2 separate regions of the Homo sapiens genome follow, and region 1 is linked to region 2. Evidence: read pairs that join two places in POLR2A ChIA-PET (ENCODE). Cell type or tissue: endothelial cell of umbilical vein. All regions are shown on one strand.

The links. Peaks named below come from ENCODE experiments on the same cell type or tissue, not always from the same donor. Only the 100,000 strongest peaks of a DNase experiment are listed, where the experiment ranks them.
Region 1: POLR2A ChIA-PET joins it to region 2 with 6 read pairs; 2 of 35 experiments call an interaction of 5 or more read pairs at or near these places.

Annotation. Positions count from the first base shown.
Region 1 is chr11:128,823,403-128,827,402 of GRCh38, forward strand. No RefSeq gene overlaps it. Among named protein-coding and RNA genes, the nearest start is that of KCNJ1, 42 kb to the right of the region's middle. In endothelial cell of umbilical vein, no CTCF peak of the experiment used is centred here; a DNase peak (open chromatin) is centred at 2,149; H3K27ac peaks cover 847 bases.
Region 2 is chr11:128,081,036-128,085,035 of GRCh38, forward strand. No RefSeq gene overlaps it. Among named protein-coding and RNA genes, the nearest start is that of LINC02725, 13 kb to the right of the region's middle. In endothelial cell of umbilical vein, no CTCF peak of the experiment used is centred here; no DNase peak of the experiment used is centred here.

The DNA.
Region 1 (4,000 bases), 740 kb after region 2:
CACCACAGAGCTGAAGCACAAAGCCCTTCACAGTTTCCAAGGCCTTTCTTTCCTGTAACATTCGTCACTGCCCATCGTACCCACTGGCTTAATGTCTGTCTCTCTCCACTGGAAGGAGGCTCCACGAGGGCACCGCTCTGGTTTTCTTCCCTGGTGATCCCAGCACCTAGAAGGACGCCCGCCCGCTGCCTGTGCTCAGATACATTCTCAAATGAACAGCTCTCCTGTGACAAGGACACGTTCGGTCCCCACTTTACAAGTAAGGGACACGGCCTCTCAGCAACTCCGGGACTGGAGGGCTAGGGCAGTCTGGGATGCCTCATCCTGCAATGGAGTCCGCCTATGACAACGTAGAAGCTCTCTGGGAGGAAAAGGGAAGCGGTTTGGGAGTTTCTAGAAGTCTACCTCTGCAGCAACATTTGGCCAACCAAAGAAAGGTTTTCGATTTGTTTTATTTTGAGAAAGGTTCCTGGAAGACCCCCCCACCCCACCCAGGGTGGAGACGTCCACCTGGCAGCGCCTCGGCCCAGCTCCGGCCTGACCACCCAGGTTCATCTCCCCCTGCCCGCCGCCTCCCACCCCCCGCCAGGCCCCTCCTCCAGCCGTCTGTGAATCCAGCCCATTTAAAATTCCCTTTGAAAAGATCTCTGTTTGGGTGAGTTCCGTGGGCTCTGCCCAGAGAGGGCAGATTATCTGAAAATAGGTGTTATTGATTACAACCAAGTGGTCTTTGTGGAAAGGGTTCCACTTGAACCAAAATAAATATTTGCCATTACAAAGAACAAGCCGGTCCCTGTTGCGGGCGGGGGCGTCCTCGGCCCTCTCTGGCCCCCTCGGCCCAGGAGCTACGCGAGCTCGGATTGTGTTTCCCCGGCGAGGACAGGGACGCGCGCGGGCGGGGAGCAGGGGCCCGGTGGCTCCGACGCCGGAGGCTTGCGGCCCAGGGCCGGCTGCAGGCTTGAAGCCTGCTCGGAGCTTGGGATTGTATTTTCTTTGGCTTTCTGGCGCGCTCCTTATTATTTATTTCTTTTCCCTCTGTTTTATTTTTATTTTCAAGCTGCCGGCCAGGCTGGATGCCGTCCATTCACCCCGCTGCCTTGGAGCGCTGCGCGCAGACAGCCGGAGCCGGCTCGGGCTCAGCCCTGGGGGTGGGGGGCAGCCGAGGGCGCGGGGGGCGGGGTACGCGGGTAGCAGCTCAAGGGTGAGGGGCAGCCGAGAGCGCGCGGGGCGGGGTACTCCGGGAGCAGCTCCGGGTGGGGGGCAGCCTTGGGCACAGGGAGGTGGGGGGAACTCAGGGGGCAGCTCCGGGTGGGGGGTGGCCGAGGGCGTTGGGGGCCGGGGGATACAGGGGACAGCTCGGGAGCAGCCGGGTGGGGGTGGCCGAGGGCGCGGGGAGCAGCTTGGGGGTTGGGGGCAGCCTTGGGCGAGGGAATGTTGGGGGACGCAGGGGGCAGCTCGGGTGGGGGTGGCCGAGGGTGCTGGGAGCCACAGGGGGCCGAGGGCTGGGGAGAACAGGGGCACCGCGGGGTTGGAGGGAGGACGCCAGGCTGTGTGCCTGCCTGGCTGGGGCGACAGGAATCCATCTTGGCAGTGGGTGCCTCCGCGGTCCAGGGATCTCGTGACCCGGCAGTAACAATTTGGTTTTCCTGAAAAGATGATGGTAATTCGGTGTAAGACCTGGGGGTAGGAGGCAGCTGAAACTTGGACCCCCACTGGAGTCCCCTTCTTCCATTCTTTTCTCCCTGCTTTGTGCCCAGGGGGAGCACAGACCTTCCCCTCGAGGGTGCTCGTGGGCGGCATCCCGCGGGAGCCGGAGCCTCTGAGAGGTCTCCTCCTGCCCCTGGAGATCCCACCCTCACCTCTCTGGAGCCACTGGTGGATGGCGGAGTGGCGGGGTGGGGGATCTATGGAGAGAGTGGGATCCCCTTCTCTGTTAGTGTGGAGACTAGAGGCTTTGGGGAGCCACCGTGCCCCCGCCCCCAGCCAGAGTGGATTGTCCAGGGCCCGGTGTGGAGGGCTAGAGGCTGAGAAGGAGGGAGCAGGAAGGCCTAATTCCGGTGGCTCTAGAAGGCAGACAGGAAAAGCTGGGGTCAGAAAGAAGGGAGAGGGGGAAACAAAGAATGTGGAGTAAACCGTTCCTGCCAAGTGCGGATCACCGGAGAGCTGAGCAGCTGGGCTGATGGAGTGGGAGAGGGATGGACAAAGAACTACAGCTACCAGGACCTTGTGTCATACACAGGACCCGGCTTCCCCCGCTGGGCTACAAATCACAAACTCCTTCCTAACCCCAGCTTCCTCTTACATGGCTGAAGAAGGCATTCCTGGTGTTTTTGGCTTTCTGGCGCGTTCCTTATTATTTATTTCTTTTCCCTCTTATTATTTATTTCTTTTCCCTCCGTTTTATTATTTCTCTCTCTGCCTCTGTCTCTGTTTGGCAACTATTTCCCTCCTCCCCAAATCCTGGCAAGATCTACCATCAGCCCAGTGTGCATGGGCAGCCTGCCCCAGGCCAGCCCCTTAGAGCCAGGATGACTTTCCAATGAGAAGGGACCCCAGGGCATGGAAGGACCCTGGCATGGAAGGAGGAGGAAGGACTCCTCTCCGTGGAGGCTTCAACTTCCCCCTGGGAAGTCACTTCCGGTAGGAAAACCTGGCTCCCTTACCCCTGTTTCCTCCAAGCCACAGCTAATGCGGAATAGTTACTGACCTCCCATCCCAGCATGAGGTCCGCCTAAGCGTGGGAAGTGGAAAGTGTCCTGTAAAGGTGGAAACTTGTCAGCAGCCTCAGCAGGCAGAGCAGGGCCTAGGGTTGTGAGGAAGAGATGGCTCTGCAGAAGACGATTGCTCTTTGCAGCTAGGTTCTGGCAGTCCCTGCACCAACCTATGAACACATTGGGTGGCAACCAAAAGCAGATAATTTTAGAGCTAAAAGTGACCTTTAGGGGCATGTAATCCACCGGTTCCACCACTTATTGTAAAACCAGAGTCCAGCTAGATGTGCTGGCTTACACCTGGAATCCCAATGCTTTGAGAGGCTGAGGCAGGAGGATCACTTGTGGCAGGTGTTCAAGGCTGCAATGAATTATGATCATGCCACATTGCATGTCAGCCTGGGCTATGGAGCAAGAGGCCCACTCAAAGAAGCACCAAAAAACCAGAAAACAAAACAAAATAACAGAGACCGATGTCCAGGTCTTTGGAAACCCCCAGGGCACCAGAAAATCCTGACTCCAGGGGTCAGCAGAGGGGCCCAGGGATTGTATCCACTGCTGGGCCCAACGGATATCCCCTGCTAGGCCCGAAAGATACCCTCAGTGGTGAGCTGGTAAATGTTAGCAGCTGGCCCCTGAGGGGGGGCAAACATGGGTGATACAGTTTGGCTGTGTCCCCACCCAAATCTCATCTTGAATTGTAGTTCCCGTAATCCCCACATATCGTGGGAGGGACCTGGTAGGAGGTAATTGAATCATGGGGACGGTTACCCTCATGCTGTTCTATGATAGTGAGTGAGTTCTCACGAGATCTGATGGTTTTACAAGGAGCTTTTCCCCCTTGGCTTGGCAGTTCTCCTTGTGCCACCCTGTGAAGAAGAATATGTTTGCTTCCCCTTCTGCCATGATTGTAAGTTTCCTGAGGCCTCCCCAGCCATGCTGAACTGTGAGTCAACTAAACCTCTTTCCTTTATAAATTACTCCGTCTTGGGTATGTCTTTATTAGCATCATGAGAACAGACTAATACAGTAGGCCCTGAGTGATCACATTTGCCGATTCCCAAGACATAAGCTTTCCGCCACCACTGGTGTCAGGGTGCCAGCATGACACTGAATCCAGAGCTAGGAAAAGATGCACCCATCAGCTCTTTACAGGAATGGTCCCACCCCCTAGGGGCCACAAAACTGAAGTGACAGCTCCTTGGGGACAGAGCCAGGAGAGGATTCTGGATCCAGGGGCCTTCCCCACCACACTGCACTGCTTCCTAGTTAGTCACTGCCCTCTTGCT
Region 2 (4,000 bases):
ATCAGCCTTGAGTTGATTTTTGTATATGGTGTAAGAAAGGGGTCCAGGTTCAATCTTCTGAATATGGCTAGCCAGTTATCTCACCACCATTTATAGAATAGGAAGCATTTTCCCATTGCTTGTTTTTGTCAACTTTGTCAAAGATCAGATGGTTGTATGTGATTGGCATTATTTCTGGGCTCTCTATTCTGGTCTACATGTCTGTTTTGTACAAGCACCATGCTGTTTTCATTACTGTAGCCCTGTAGAATAGTTTAAAGTTGGATAGTGTGATGCCTTCAGCTTTATTCTTTCTGCTGAGAATGGTCTAGGCTATTTGAGATCTTTTAAAATTTTTTGGTTCTATATGAATTTTCAAATAGTTATTTCTAATTCAGTGAAGAGTGTCATTGGTAGTTTGATAAGAATAGTAGTAAATCTATAAATTGCTTTGGGCAGTATGGCCATTGTAAAGATAATGATTCTTCCTATCCATAAGCATGGAATATTTTTTCATTTATTTGTGTCATTTCTTTTAGCAGTTTTGTAGTTCACTTTGTAGAGATTGTTTACCTCCTCATTTAGCTGTATTCCTAGATACTTTGTTCTTTTTTTGCTACTGTTTATGTGATTGCATTCTTGATTTGGCTTTCAGCTTGGATGTTGTTAGTGTATAGAAATGCTACTGATTGGCCAGGCATGGTGGCTCAAGCCTGTAATCCCAGCAATTTGGGAGGCCACGGTGGGTGGATCACAAGGTCAGGAGTTCAAGACAAGACTGACTAATATAGTGAAACCCCATCTCTACTAAAAATACAAAAATTAGCCAGGTGTGGTGGCAGGCACCTGTAGTCCCAGCTACTCGAAAGGCTGAGACAGGAGAATCGCTTAAACCCGGGAGGTGGAGGTTGCAGTGAGCCAAGATCGCACTACTGCACTCCAATCTGGGTGACAGAGTGGGACTCCATCAAGAAGAAAGAAGGAAGGAAGGAAGGAAGGAAGGAAGGAAGGAAGGAATGAAGGAAGGAAGGAAGGAAGGAAAGAAGAGAGAGAAAGAAAGATGAAAGAAAAAGAGAAAGATGAAAGAAAGAAAAAAGAAAGAAAAAGAAAGGAAAGAAAGAAAAAGAAAGGAAAGAAAGGAAGAAATGCTATTGATTTTTGTGCATAGAATTGTAGCCTGAGACTTTGCTGAAATTGTTTATCAGATCTATAAACTTTTGGGCAGAGACTATGGAGTTTTCTAGTATAGAATCATGTCTGCAAACAGATATTTGACTGCCTCTCTTCCTATTTGGATGCCTTTTATTTATCTGTCTTGCCTGATTGCCCTGGCCAGGACTACCAATATCATGCTGAATAGAAGTGGTGAGAGTGGGCATCCTTGTCTTGTTCTAGTTCTCATGAAGAAAGCTTATAGCTTTTGCCCATTAAATTTGATGCTGGCTATGGGTTTGTCATAAATAGCTCTTATTATTTCGAGGTATGTTTCTTCATTGATTAGTTTTTTTTTAGGGTTTTTAACATGAAAAGCTGTTGAATTTTATCAAAAGCCTTTTCTGCTTTTACTGAGAAAATTATAAGGTTTTTTGTTTTTAGTTCTGTTTATGTGGTGAATCACATTTACTGATTTGCATATGTTGACCAATCTTGCATCTCAGGGATAAAGCCTACTTGACTGCGGTGGATTAGCTTTATCTTGTGCTTCTAGATTCGATTTGCTAGAATTGTTCATGTTTATCAAGGATATTGGCCTGAAGTTTTATTTTTATGTTGTGTCTCTGCCAGGTTTTGGTATCAGGATGATGCTGACCTCATAGGACAAACTAGGGAGAAGTCACTCTTTCTCAATTTTTTGGAATAGTTTCAACTGGAATTCTACCAGCTCTTCTTTATATATCTGGTAGGATTTTGCTGTGAACTTATATGGTCCTGGACTTTTTCTTGCTAGTAGGCTTTTTATTACTAAATCAATTTTAGAAGTTGTTATTGATCTGTTCAGGAATTCCATTTCTGCCTGGTTCAATCTTGAGATGTTATATATTCTCAGGAATTTATTTATTTCATCGGTTTTCTAGTTTGTGTGCATCAAGGTGTTCACAGTAGTCTTTTGAGATTTTTTGTGTTTCTATGGGGTTGGTGGTAATGTTCCCTTTGTCATTTCTGATTGAGTTTATTTAGATCTTCTCTCTTTTTTTCTTTATTAGTGTAGCTAGTAGCCTACTAGACTAATAAAGCTACTAGACTAGTAGCTAGTACACTACTAGACTAATAAAGCTGAATTCTGTATTCAATAATAAAGAAACACATACTGTATTCACTGATCTTTTGTATGCTTCTTGAGTCTCAAATTCCTTCAGTTCAGCTCTGATTTTGTTTATTTTTGTCTTCTGCTCACTCTGGAGTTGGTTTGCTCTTGTTCCTCTAGTTTCTCTAGGTGTGATGTTAGATTGTTAATTTGAGATCTTTCTGCTTGTTTGAATGAGTGCTTAGCATTATAAACCTTCCTCTTAACACTGCTTTAGGTGTATCCCAGAGATTCTGGTATATTGTATCTTTGTTCTCATTTGTTTCAAATCATTTCTTGATTTCTGCCTTGATTTCATTGTTTACTCAGTAGTCATTTAGGTGCAGGTTGTTTAATTTCCATGTAACTGTATGGTTGTGAGTGATTTTCTTAGTATTAATTTCTATTTTTATAGTGCTGTGGTCTGAGAGTGTGATTGGTATGATTTTACTTTTTTTGAATTTTCTAAGGATTGTTTTATGGCCAATTATGTGGTCTTTTGTAAAGCATGTCCATGGGCAGATGAGAAGAATGTATATTCTGTTGTTGTGGGGGTTGAAGAGTTCTGTAGATGTCTATGAGATTTATTTGGTCCAGTGTTGTGTTCAAGTCCTTAATATCTTTGTTAGTTTTCTGCTTGATGATCTGTCTAATACTGTCAGTGGGTGTTGAAGTCTCCCACTATTATTTTGTGGGAGTCTAAGTGTCCTTGAATGTCTCTAAGAAGTTGCTTTATGAATCTGGGTGCTCCTGTGATGGGTGCATATATATTTAGGGTAGTTAGGTCTTCTTGTTAACTTGAACTCTTTACCATTACCCTTGTCTTTTTTTATGTTTGTTGGTTGAAAGTCTGTTTCATCTGAAATTAGGATTGCAACCCTGCTTTTTTCTGCTTTTCATTTGCTTGGTAGATGTTTTTCGATTCTTTTACTTTGAACCTGTGGGTGTCATTGCATGTGAGATGAGTCTCTTGTATACAGCATATAGGTGGGTCTTACTTCTTTACCCAACTTGCCATTCTGTGCCTTTTAAATGGGGTATTTAGCCTCCTTACATTAAAAGTTGATATTGATATGCGCAGGTTTGATCCTGTCATTGTGTTGTTAGCTGGTTATTATGCAGAATTAACAGAATTAACTGTGTGGCTGCCTTATAGTGTCAGTGATCTATGCACTTAAGTGTGTTTTTATGGTGGCTGGTAATGGTCCTTTTTTTCCATATTTAGCACTCCCTGAGGACCTTTTGTAAGGCAGCTCTGATGGTAACAAATTCTCTTAGCATTTGCTTGTCTGAAAAGGACCTTATTTCTCTTTCACTTATGAAACTTAGTTTGGCTGGATATAAAATTCTTCATTGGAATTTCCTTTCCTTAAAAATGCTGAATATATAGACACCCCCAATGTCTTCTGGCTTGTAGGATTTCTGCTCTTAGATCGACTGTTAGTCTGATGGAGTTTCTTGTGTAGGTGACCTGCCCCTTCTGTCTAGCTGCCTTTAACAGTTTACTTTCATTTTAACCTTGGAGAATCTAATGACTGTGTGTCTTAGAAATAATTGTCCTGTATAGTATCTTGCAGGGGTTCTCTGGATTTGAGTATTGACCCCTCTAGTGAGATTGGGGAAATTTTTGTGGATGATATCTTCAAATATGTTTTCCAAACTGCTTTTCTCCCCCTACAGGGACATCAAAAAGTCATAGATTTGGTTTCTTTACATAATCCCATATTTTTCTAAGTT